2 separate regions of the Mus musculus genome follow, and region 2 is linked to region 1. A link is a contact called in ENCODE POLR2A ChIA-PET data. All regions are on one chromosome and are shown on one strand. Each heading gives the region's core, a stretch centred on a gene start or an enhancer-like site at or near the end of the contact. The rest is flanking DNA. Distances are from core to core; before and after follow the strand shown.

Region 1 (4,925 bases), core at 1,795-4,294:
CGTATAAACATGTATTACAGTATAAAAGTTATAATGTAGAAACATGGACTGCTTGAGGAATCCATAGATTATTTTCTCCCAAGTTTCTTTAGAATCAACTAGAAACCTATAAAAATACAGGTAGTCACAAACCTACCTACAGATTTCTATGAGCTGTTCTTCATTTTGTATCAAACAGGTCTGATTAGATAAGACTGAGAAACATTTACCTAACAGCTCATAACTACATGGGAAATTTCTAAAATTTATGGGCCCCAGTCACATCAGTGGAACTGCCCTGCCCTTAAGCACCCCTGTCCAGACTGAAAACCACTGCTTTGGTAAGGTTTAAACACTTCTGTTATCCACTAAGAAACTCAAGTTCACAAAGCTAACTGGTTACAGTCCTGGAAAGGGCCATTTCTGTAGACCCCCTGCTCTGTGGGATTTCTTCCTTCTTTCCTTTAGCCTAGGCTCAAATAGCAATTCTCCTTTGCCTCCAGAGTGTTGGAATTATACATATAACTCACCACATACAGATAGTGCAGTTTCTTGATGTAGTTCTTTCCACGTCAGAGGTTTTATATATACATCTATATCTATATTTATGATTCACAACACCACCTAACACTGGCTAAATTAAAACTGAGTTGAGATACTTTTGGGTCTAATTTAAAACAAAACTATTGCTACTTATCATTTGCTCCTCCTACTAATCTATATCCTTTAAACTAAAGTTTCATTTTAACTTCTAAGTCAGTATTTTAAAACTTCAAATTCTACTTTCTAAAAAACCCAGGGTTTGTTGTGTAGGGCAGGCTGCCATGAACATGCCACCTTCTTGTCTCAGCCTGAGTGTTGGATTACAGGTATGTATTACCACACTGGACCTCAAACTCTTTTCAAAGTCTGATAGCAGCCAGGCATGGCAGTGCACACCTTTAATCCAGCACTCTGTAGGCATAGACAGGCTGATCTTTTTGAGTTCTAAGACAGACTGGTCTACATATCAAGTTCTAGGCCAGCTAAGGCTAAGGAGACCACCTCTCAAAAGGGATGGGGGTAAGAGAAAACCATGGTGTCATTGTTCTGTAGAAGCATTATTTTGATTTCTAAACTTGGTGACACGTTTTATTATGTAAAATACATATTTCTACATATTCAAGTTACACTATCCACTAACATGAGATTTCCTTTCATATTAATGAATTTTAAGTACATCAAGTCACTGGCTTATCAATAGACTTCTCAACATTATTAGTTAATTCTAGGACCTTCACTTTTAAACTTTTTTTAATAGGGCAATATTGGGCTATGAGTGTAGCCAAGTGTTAGAGTACTTGCCTATCACACAAGAGTCCTTAGGTCCATTTGACAGCACTGAAACTACAAAGGTATCATCTTTTTTAAAAAATCATTAAAAATGTCCAGTGCAAGCTTCTGCACTTATGTAAGAGCACTTTTTACTATCTAAACCTTGCTACATGCTTCATTGATGTCTTTCTAGAGAATTATCATTACATTAGTGAAGTTCTTAGGATTTTTTTAAATCCCTTTCAAGGTTGCCATATATTTTGGCATTTAAAATTTCAATGATTTTTGTTGGTTTTTGTTGTTGTTGTTTTGTTTTGCTTCCTTTGTATTTAGGGAAGGAAGGTGAGTGTAATGCTTTATCAAAAGCATATGATATTTATCAGGAATTCTTAAGTCTTATGGGCCACACTAGAACACAATGTATCTGAGACTATTCACAAAGCAATGTGAGGATGTCCACTTTCAAGTCAATATTCTAAGTAGGAATCAGCTGAATGAGATTTGGCACCAGGAGTTTTAATAAAAGTCCTCCTCTGACACCTTTAAAAATTTGTTTATCAATGTCAAGAGTATATTCTGTAAATGCCACCAAACCTTTGAATGGTGCTAAGAATGTGCCTCTCAGAGCACAACAAAACTAAAACTGGAAAATGAGAATCTCAGCTAAATAGTCAAATATTTATTTAGCACCTAGGAAATCAGGTAAAGCTAAAACTCTGCAGTCTACTTGTGTTAACGTATTTAATATGAAAAACTGCCATTTCACTTTCCTGGAGGTTATAGGACTGCGGCAGACACATGGCCTGGGAGTGGGGGATGGGAGGGAAAGAGACTCCCCAACCCCCTCCAAAAAAAAAAAAAAAAAAAAAAAAAAAAAAACTAAACATGTTTATTTTCAGAGGTAGACTCGGGTCGGAGGCAAACATCCACTAGGCCTACTACTGAGCTTTTGGGGCCGGTTCCAACGGGGCTGCCAACGCCGGTCACTGGCCTGGCGGGCAGCGGCCGCAGCCGCGCCGCCGCCCGCGTGGCGCCGACGACTGAGCCGGGCCAGGGGCGGGGGGCTCGCACGTGCCCGGCGGGGGCGGGGCGGCGAGAGCGACGGCGACCCCGGCTCCGGGAGGCGGGCGCGGCCGCTTCGGCCTCCCCCGCGGCGGCCGGCAGGCAGCGGCGGTGGACGAAGGTGCGCGTCACGGAACCGATGGAGCCACACAGAGACGTCTAAGTCATGCAGGAGGCGCCCGGCCCCGGCCCGCTCCCGCCGCCCCGACCCCTCCTCTCATCCGACAGAAAGACAGACAAGAAGGGTTCCCGACCTGTCGTGCCCTGCATGTTCAGAGTCTGTCATGTTTGGTCAAGAACGGGGCGGGGCTGGAGGGCAGGTCTGGAGGCCGGCGGCGGCGGTGGCGGCGGCAGCGGGGCGCGGGGAGGACCCCTGCGCCGCCTGCGGGCAACCCTGTCCCCGGCCGCCGCCGACAGGTGACGAAGTGGTAAAAACTCACGGTTACTAGTGAGCGACACAGACACAGACTTTCCAGTCTATTAACAACCAACGCCAGAGAGATGGGGCTCTAACTGCAAAGACTGGGCAACGGCCCCGCGCTGCCGGCGCTGCCGCTCTAGTCTGTATTCGCCGCCGGAGGCTGAGGCGTGGGAGCCGGCGGGCGGCGTGCAGCGACGCGGGGATTTGGACAGTGGCCGTAACGGTGATTTCTCCTCACCAACATGGCGGCACCCGAAACAGGCGGCTCAGAAAATGGCGCCGGCCGCAACACCTTGCCCGGGACTAAAGGGCAAGTGGAATTCCTCCGCGAGCCGCGGCCCTCTCCCAGCCCGCCGGTGCCGAGCGCACTAGCCATTGGAGGAAACTGCCCGTCAATCACTTCCAGGGGCGGGCCTTTAATACGCTCGCTGCGGCAGCGGAGGCAGCAATCTGATGGGTGTGAGGCCAGGGATGCGGTTCGGTGGCGCGTGGAGTTATATCGGGCGGGGCAGGTCACCCCGCCAGGCCTGCTGTGTCCACCAGGTCCTCTGTGCCCATTTCTCGATGTTCCTGCGAGACTCGTCGTCTAAGGCTTTGGAGTTCCGGACTCATCACACTGTCCCCCTCCACCCCGCCACCGTTAACTGCGCGACAAAGAAAGGAACCCAGGACTGGCGGTTTTCTTTGTTAAAAAGAAAGAAAGAAAGAAAAGCTTTCTTTGTTGCCGAAAGAACTCGGAATCATCCTTAAGCCCTTAAACTTGTAGCTGTTATGTCTCCGTAGTGTAAGGAAGACTGCCTGCCATGCAACTTTTTCTGATACTAAATTCACCCAGTCCTTACTTGACGATTAAAAATAGCTATTGAGGTAATTAAAACATGATCTTGTGTCTGTTAGCGGTTTAGATGTGGAATTCATTCGAGTATTTCATAAGAACAAGACTTCATTTCTTCGTATGTCCATGGCCTTCAGACGTATTTCCATATCCTTCAGAAATAGTCTTGAAATGATGAGTAATGTATACTTAGTTCTGAAGGAAAGTTAATTTTTTTTATTAAAATGATAAGCTTAAATGTCCAATATTTCTAAATACACGACGTCTTTTGTCTTTGATGTGTAAATAACGTGCATTCAAAGAGCAATTGCGATTAGATAAATGTGAAAAGAGAAAAAAAGTTATTTAGTTGAATGCAGCTATTGACAAGACTTGAACCCTGACAGATCTTCACGGCCCATTATAGGAAACTTTCAAAAGGCACATCTGTTTTAACTAGAGAAGCAATATTATTAGTTTTTGGAACTAAAATGTAAAGCCTCTTCATTTAATCGTTTTACTAGGAACAGTGAAAGGCTTTTGAGGTGTAACAGCTGCTCTTCACAACTGCATTTTCTGCTTAGACATTAAAATAATGATTTAGGATTTGAATTTGATTTTTTTTTTTAATAAAAAGAAAATCTTTGAACTGGTACACATTTGAGTATTGCTGTTTTCAAATTCGTTTGGAAGTTTAAACGCACACCAAAATAAATTCTGGGCATTAGCTTACTCAGAAAAACAACTTTTGAAATGTTGCCTCCAGACAAAATTAACATACTGACACACTTGGAAGGTCCAATTGTTGGCTATCTAGGCCAACTCAAGCCACAAGGAAAGGATTCCCTGTGGTGTACTCTATTTGTAAACTTTATATACTTTATAAACCCTCAAGGCAGGAAAGCCACAGCTCTCAGCTGGCTGAACACAAAGCAGTCAGGCCCCGCACCCAGACTTCCCTAACAGCCCTAAAGGTCATCTTCTAAGGGCTACTGCAGTCATTCATTCGCAACCTGAGCTATGAAAGTGGCCAAGAAAGTGCCCTACAAGAAAAAAAAAAAAAATCCCGCCACCCCCTGAAAAGGAAGTCTCATTAGTCCCTGGCTTGTCACAGAAACCAGTTCCTGAGCATGAAAACCAACAAATCCCTGAGCAGAAAAATTCACCAATCCCTGAAAATACCAAACTCTGGACTTGAAATCCCAACAGTCCTCAGCCTGGAAAACTGGACAGCTCCGCCCCCTAAGAAATCCTATGGAAGGCCTGCCTTCAGCTCAGTCAGGGGCTGTTTTCTCACCTGAGCAGAGGCAGCAGTCCTGCGGTTTTCTCTCCCAA
Region 2 (4,925 bases), core at 1,581-4,080, 280 kb before region 1:
GCTAGAACCAGTGGAAAATCTGCAGTTACTGGAAGAGTTAAGAAGGGAGCCAAGAACAAGCATACCAACCACACAGCCCATTCTGACAGTCAAAAGAGAGCACAAGTTTGGGTGCTGAGGAGCCAAAGGCCAAGGGCTCTCCACTGTGCTGTACCATCAAAGCAAGGTTCTCAGCTGGGCATGTTGGCACATGCTCCCAGCATTTGGGAGGTGGAGGCAGGAGGTTTAAGTAGTTCAAGGTCATCCTCCAGTTTCATAGCAAGTCTGAGGCTAACCTAGGCTATACGAGTGTCTGTTTCAAAAAGAAGAAAAGAAAATCAAGACTCTTCGGGGCTCCTTCTTTAGTTGAAACTGACTGCCGAGGAGATGCTCTGCTACTCCATCTGGAAAACCAGAGGGGCCACACAGCTCAGCAGCTGTGCCGCTCTGCGCAAGAGCCTGAGAGTCACAACTGGCAGAGGGCACAGGAGCGGTTACGTCTCGTGTTTGAGAGACGTGTGAGGCCCATGTGAAGGCTCTAACCAGGGGGAGAGGGGTGTGGGCATCAGTTCTACTGAGATCTAGACAGGGGATAATTTGAGCGCCCGAGCAAGGGGACCTCCTCAACAAGCACCCACAACTTTCCTCACTGCAACCTTCAAGACCTGGGAACCAGGCTGAAGACGCGGTCCTATGGTAGAAACCTTAAGGGTGTGTACGGTCCTGGGTGTGATTTCCAGAACCTCACAAACACAACACAAAGCAACTGGGGGGTTGGGGGGGGCCGGGAGTGAATATAGAGATACACAGGTTGGGACCCAAGTCAGACAAACACAGGCTAGAGCAGAGAAACTCGGAGGACATGGAAACGTCAAGTCCTACACAGAGGTCACTGTAGTGAGACAGAATCGTGGAGCATTCGCCTCATGCCCAGCCTGGGCTAGGAGCTGAGTCAAAACTGAATCACAGCATTACCCGTCATCCTTCTGTCCACAGTCCATGAAGGCTGTCTACCACTGCCCTGGTAGTGAACTGAAAGGTTTTCCAGGGCCAACGCTGCACCAGGCGGGAATGCATGGGTGTGACCTCCCTATTCTGCCCCCTGGGGCAGAAGTGGTAATTTACTGTGAGTCTCTGACTTCTGGAGAAGCAGCCCCTGTAAAAGGCCAGGGCTTTTTACATCCTTCCTTGTATCTGAATAATGACATGGAGACCTGATATATTTATTAATAATCTTAAAGCATCACACCTGGACAGATACTCATCTATTTCAACCTGGCTATGCTGCCAGCCATGTGCCCCGTGCCTGCCATCTTAGTTTTGCCCTGGCAGGTCCTGCTCCACCCATGTCCTTATATTGATTCTCTCCTGGCCACCTCCCCTGGCCATTCTCTACCCAGGACCCCTCACTGAAATCAGAAGCCCCACCTTAACTCCCCCCCCCCCCCAGCTATAGGATGATTGGCTCTCTATTAAGCAATCAGAGGTGGAGAAGAACAATGTTTTACAAAACAATAGTCAGAAAATGCTTCATAATAATGACAATACTAAAATCCCTTGACATCCTGATCTCCAGATATGGAAATCAACATTCGAATACACCGACAACCCCCCCCATAGACCCCTCGCTGTGCCCACCCCACCCCCTTGTGCAAAAGGACTAATCTAGGTAGTACGCCCAACTACTTAAAAATAAGATTCTCTCTTCTAGACAGGTGCTACCTACTCACGAGGAGCTAGCTAGCTATTTCAGTGTCACTGGGTGGGGTGGGGTGGCTGGGGTGTTCTGTCACCTGCTCACCTTCTCTAGCATTCCAGACACTTCCTGCTCTGGACTCTCCACGTCCTGATTAGTCAAATTAGTTCCTGGCTGGCTGCCCATCCAGGGGCCTCATCAGGCAGGCTCCTGCAGTCTCGCTCAGCGGCTCTTCTACTTTGAGTGTTGAAAGGTGAGAGTTAGCTGTAGTACTACTCATAAACTGGGAAGACTCAGGTCAGGACAGATGTGGGAGTTGCTGGTCTGTCATCCCTAATCTGAAACACAGCTGCCAGACATGCCTCAGAAGCCCATGTTTTCTAAGTGTGAGAGTAATATGATTTACTGTATGTATGCAATCATACCCTTGGCGGGACCCAGAACAACAGCCACTGTAGTCAATGGATGGATGAATACTCACCCACTACGCGAATATAGAAAGGAAAAACAAATAAACAAACAAAACAAAACAAAACAAAAAAAAACCTCGGGCTGAAGAGATGGCTCAGCAGTTCTGCTCTACCAGAGGTCCTGGGTTCAGTTCCCAGCAACCACATAGCAGCTCACAAACATCTGTAATGGGATCCTTCTAGTGTGTCTGAAGACAGAAACAGTGCACTCACATATATAAAATAAATAAATAAATAAATCTTTAATTAAAAAAAAAAAAAAAAACCAACTAATGTAGATAGATGGCGGCCGGTCAGAGCTTGCCGCTGAACTAAGGGATCTTGTATCCGCGTCCTTGACAGCTAGACTCAGCAACAGGAAGATGGCTGGAGTGAAATGAAGAGAGGAGGTCCGAGAGCTGAGGATGGAGAAGCCTGGGATTAACGGGGAGGCGTGGAGTCAAAGCAGAAGCCCACAGAGGAAGCTCTGGGGGATCAGGCAGGAAGCCAGGAGAAGAACTGGAGAAATGCTGAGCCGAGCCCCAGAGCAGGGACGAACCCTGCAGAGCAGCCAAGTGGAAGTCTCAGATGTCATTGGTAGCAGTGGGACTCTGGGCGGGGTAAGGGGTCAAGGGACGCAGCTCCGTGGAAAAGCTTCCCTTGCTGGAGCCTCCGCCAAGAAAGAGAACCAGGACTCTTAGAGAGCAGCCAAGAGGCTAAAAGAAGGACTTCCAAACAGAAGTGTTACAAGAGGTGCCGGAGAGACGGCTCAGTGGTTAACAATATGTACTGCTCTTCCAGAGGAGCCCAGGGCAGGAAGGAGTTCAGTATTCAGTACCTGTAGTGGGTGGCTCACCGCCTGTAACGCCAGCTTCGGGGGAATCCAACGCCCTCTTCTGGCTTCCTCGGGCACCTGCACTCACATGCACAGTGCCCAGCAGACACACACACACAGCTTGTGCGTGTGCGCAGTCTCCTTATGGACACATGTGTACACACACCATGTCCCACACTATTACAGTGGCACACGGAATGATGATTTTAGAGAAACGGAATAAGAAGCATCCCTGCTTTCAACACACAAGGCCCTGTGTCGGGAACCCCTGGCCATGCTGCTCCCTCACCCCACCGAATGTTTCCTCCAGGAGGTTTTTTTTTTTCTTTTTTTCTTTTTTTTTTTTTGGTGCCCAGGCAGAGCAACTTCTGAGAAGTCGCCTCTTCCAACTACTCAGATGCCAAGGTCTGAATGTATGTGACACAGGACACACCAGGAAGGGAGCAGGAACAATTAACAATAGTTGCCTGCCACCTCGGGACTATGAATTAGTGAATTATTCTCGGTCCCGTGTGGTTTTGATGTTGACTTCATCCGCCTTCACTCTCTCTTCAACAAAGCAGGCTAAATTAATTTTTAAAGAGGATGTGCTAGAGAGGCAAGAGGGTGACAGCCCCGCCCGGGGACAGTTGACAAGTTTCTCAAATTCACAGGAAGCTACAGGCAGGCAGCACCACAGTGGCGCCTGCCTGTCACAGCCTCAAAGGACCTGCAAGGGCTCCTCCGGGTTCTGGCAGCCCACACTAAGCCCTGAGAAGAGAGAGATTCTAGGTCGGCGGGAGAGTGACCTAATTAAACACACAAGCTTATTCTTAGACCAGGAGGCCCAGTTAAGGCCCCTGGGTGGCCCAGCCGGGAGGCACAGGCCTAGAAGTGACCGCTCAAGACTTTTAAATGGCAATTGCTTGTTTGTGATGACTGAAGTACTACACACTCATAGCAGGACAATTGCAAAACTTTGTAAATGCAGAGACAAACAGGTTAGCCCGAAAACCGGAAGGTTGGGCTTGTTTTTCCTTGTCTTGTTTTGTTTGTTTGGTGGTTGGTTGGTTGGTTGGTTGGTTTCCCCACCTCTCACCCCCCCCCCCCCCCCCGTTGTTGTTGATTGATTGTTTTCAAGTTTTGTTTGGTTTTGAGATAGAGTCTAACTACATAGCCCTAGTTGACCTATGTAGATCAGGCTGGCTAAGACCCATGGAGATCTGCCTATCTCTGTTTCCCAAAAGCTGGGAGTATAGGTGTGCATCACCATGCCTGGCAGAAATCCCCTGGTCTTTTTTATACTTATGTATGTACCTGATAACCGAGGTGAAATACTTGCTCACATAATGTAAGTTTTAAAAAAACAAGAAAACTATGAGCTTGCATGGCCCCTAACCTGCTACATAAGTTCAGCCTGGCACATGTCTGTAGCTCCTTGTCATGGTTATCTCTCATGGTTATGGAAACATCTGCCCTGTGTCATTACACAGCTAGCTATTTCATTTGTGTGTGAGGGGAGGGCATGTGATAGGTGTGCATATGTGCAAGTTCCTGTGCTCGTGTGACTCAAGACATATACACATGCCTCCCATTTCCCCACAGGAGCACCGGCATTACTAACATGTACTACGATACCTGGCTTCCTTCCCTATAGGGGTCCTGGGGTGCTAAGTGCAGGCCCACACTTGTATGGCACAACAGGCCATCTCCCCAGCTCAGTAACTTGACTTTTAATGACTTCAAATGTCTACCATACAGAGTGATGTATGCAATATTTCCTTGTGATGGGGCGTGTAGGGTTTTTTGGTTATTGTTTTTTTGTTTTTTGTTTTCCAAATAACTCAGTGAATTTCCTCATCTTTATGCTGGATTTTAGAAGTAAGATGTTACTTAGGACTCTGTTACAGGTTGCAAAATGACACCTGACATCACCACTAGTAAAGTCAGGGGAGCCACTGTGCTTGTGACACATCCCGATTCTTGT

The links. ChIA-PET counts read pairs that join two places held with the same protein, here RNA polymerase II (POLR2A).
Region 2: POLR2A ChIA-PET joins it to region 1 with 11 read pairs in embryonic stem cell. The contact joins the enhancer-like site here to the promoter of Zc3h6 in region 1. POLR2A ChIA-PET finds 5 or more read pairs at or near these places in 2 of 5 experiments (Patski and embryonic stem cell).

What each region holds. Positions count from the first base shown.
Region 1 is chr2:128,965,521-128,970,445 of GRCm38, reverse strand. Zc3h6 (zinc finger CCCH type containing 6) reads right to left here and starts at 3,044. Exons shown (of 12, transcript NM_178404.3): 1 at 2,610-3,044. The coding sequence starts at 2,641.
Region 2 is chr2:129,242,741-129,247,665 of GRCm38, reverse strand. No RefSeq gene overlaps it. Among named protein-coding and RNA genes, the nearest start is that of A730036I17Rik, 26 kb to the right of the region's middle. Within about 2 kb of position 2,830, at least 1 of the 3 ENCODE cell types and tissues checked has a DNase peak (open chromatin) inside an H3K27ac peak, as active enhancers do.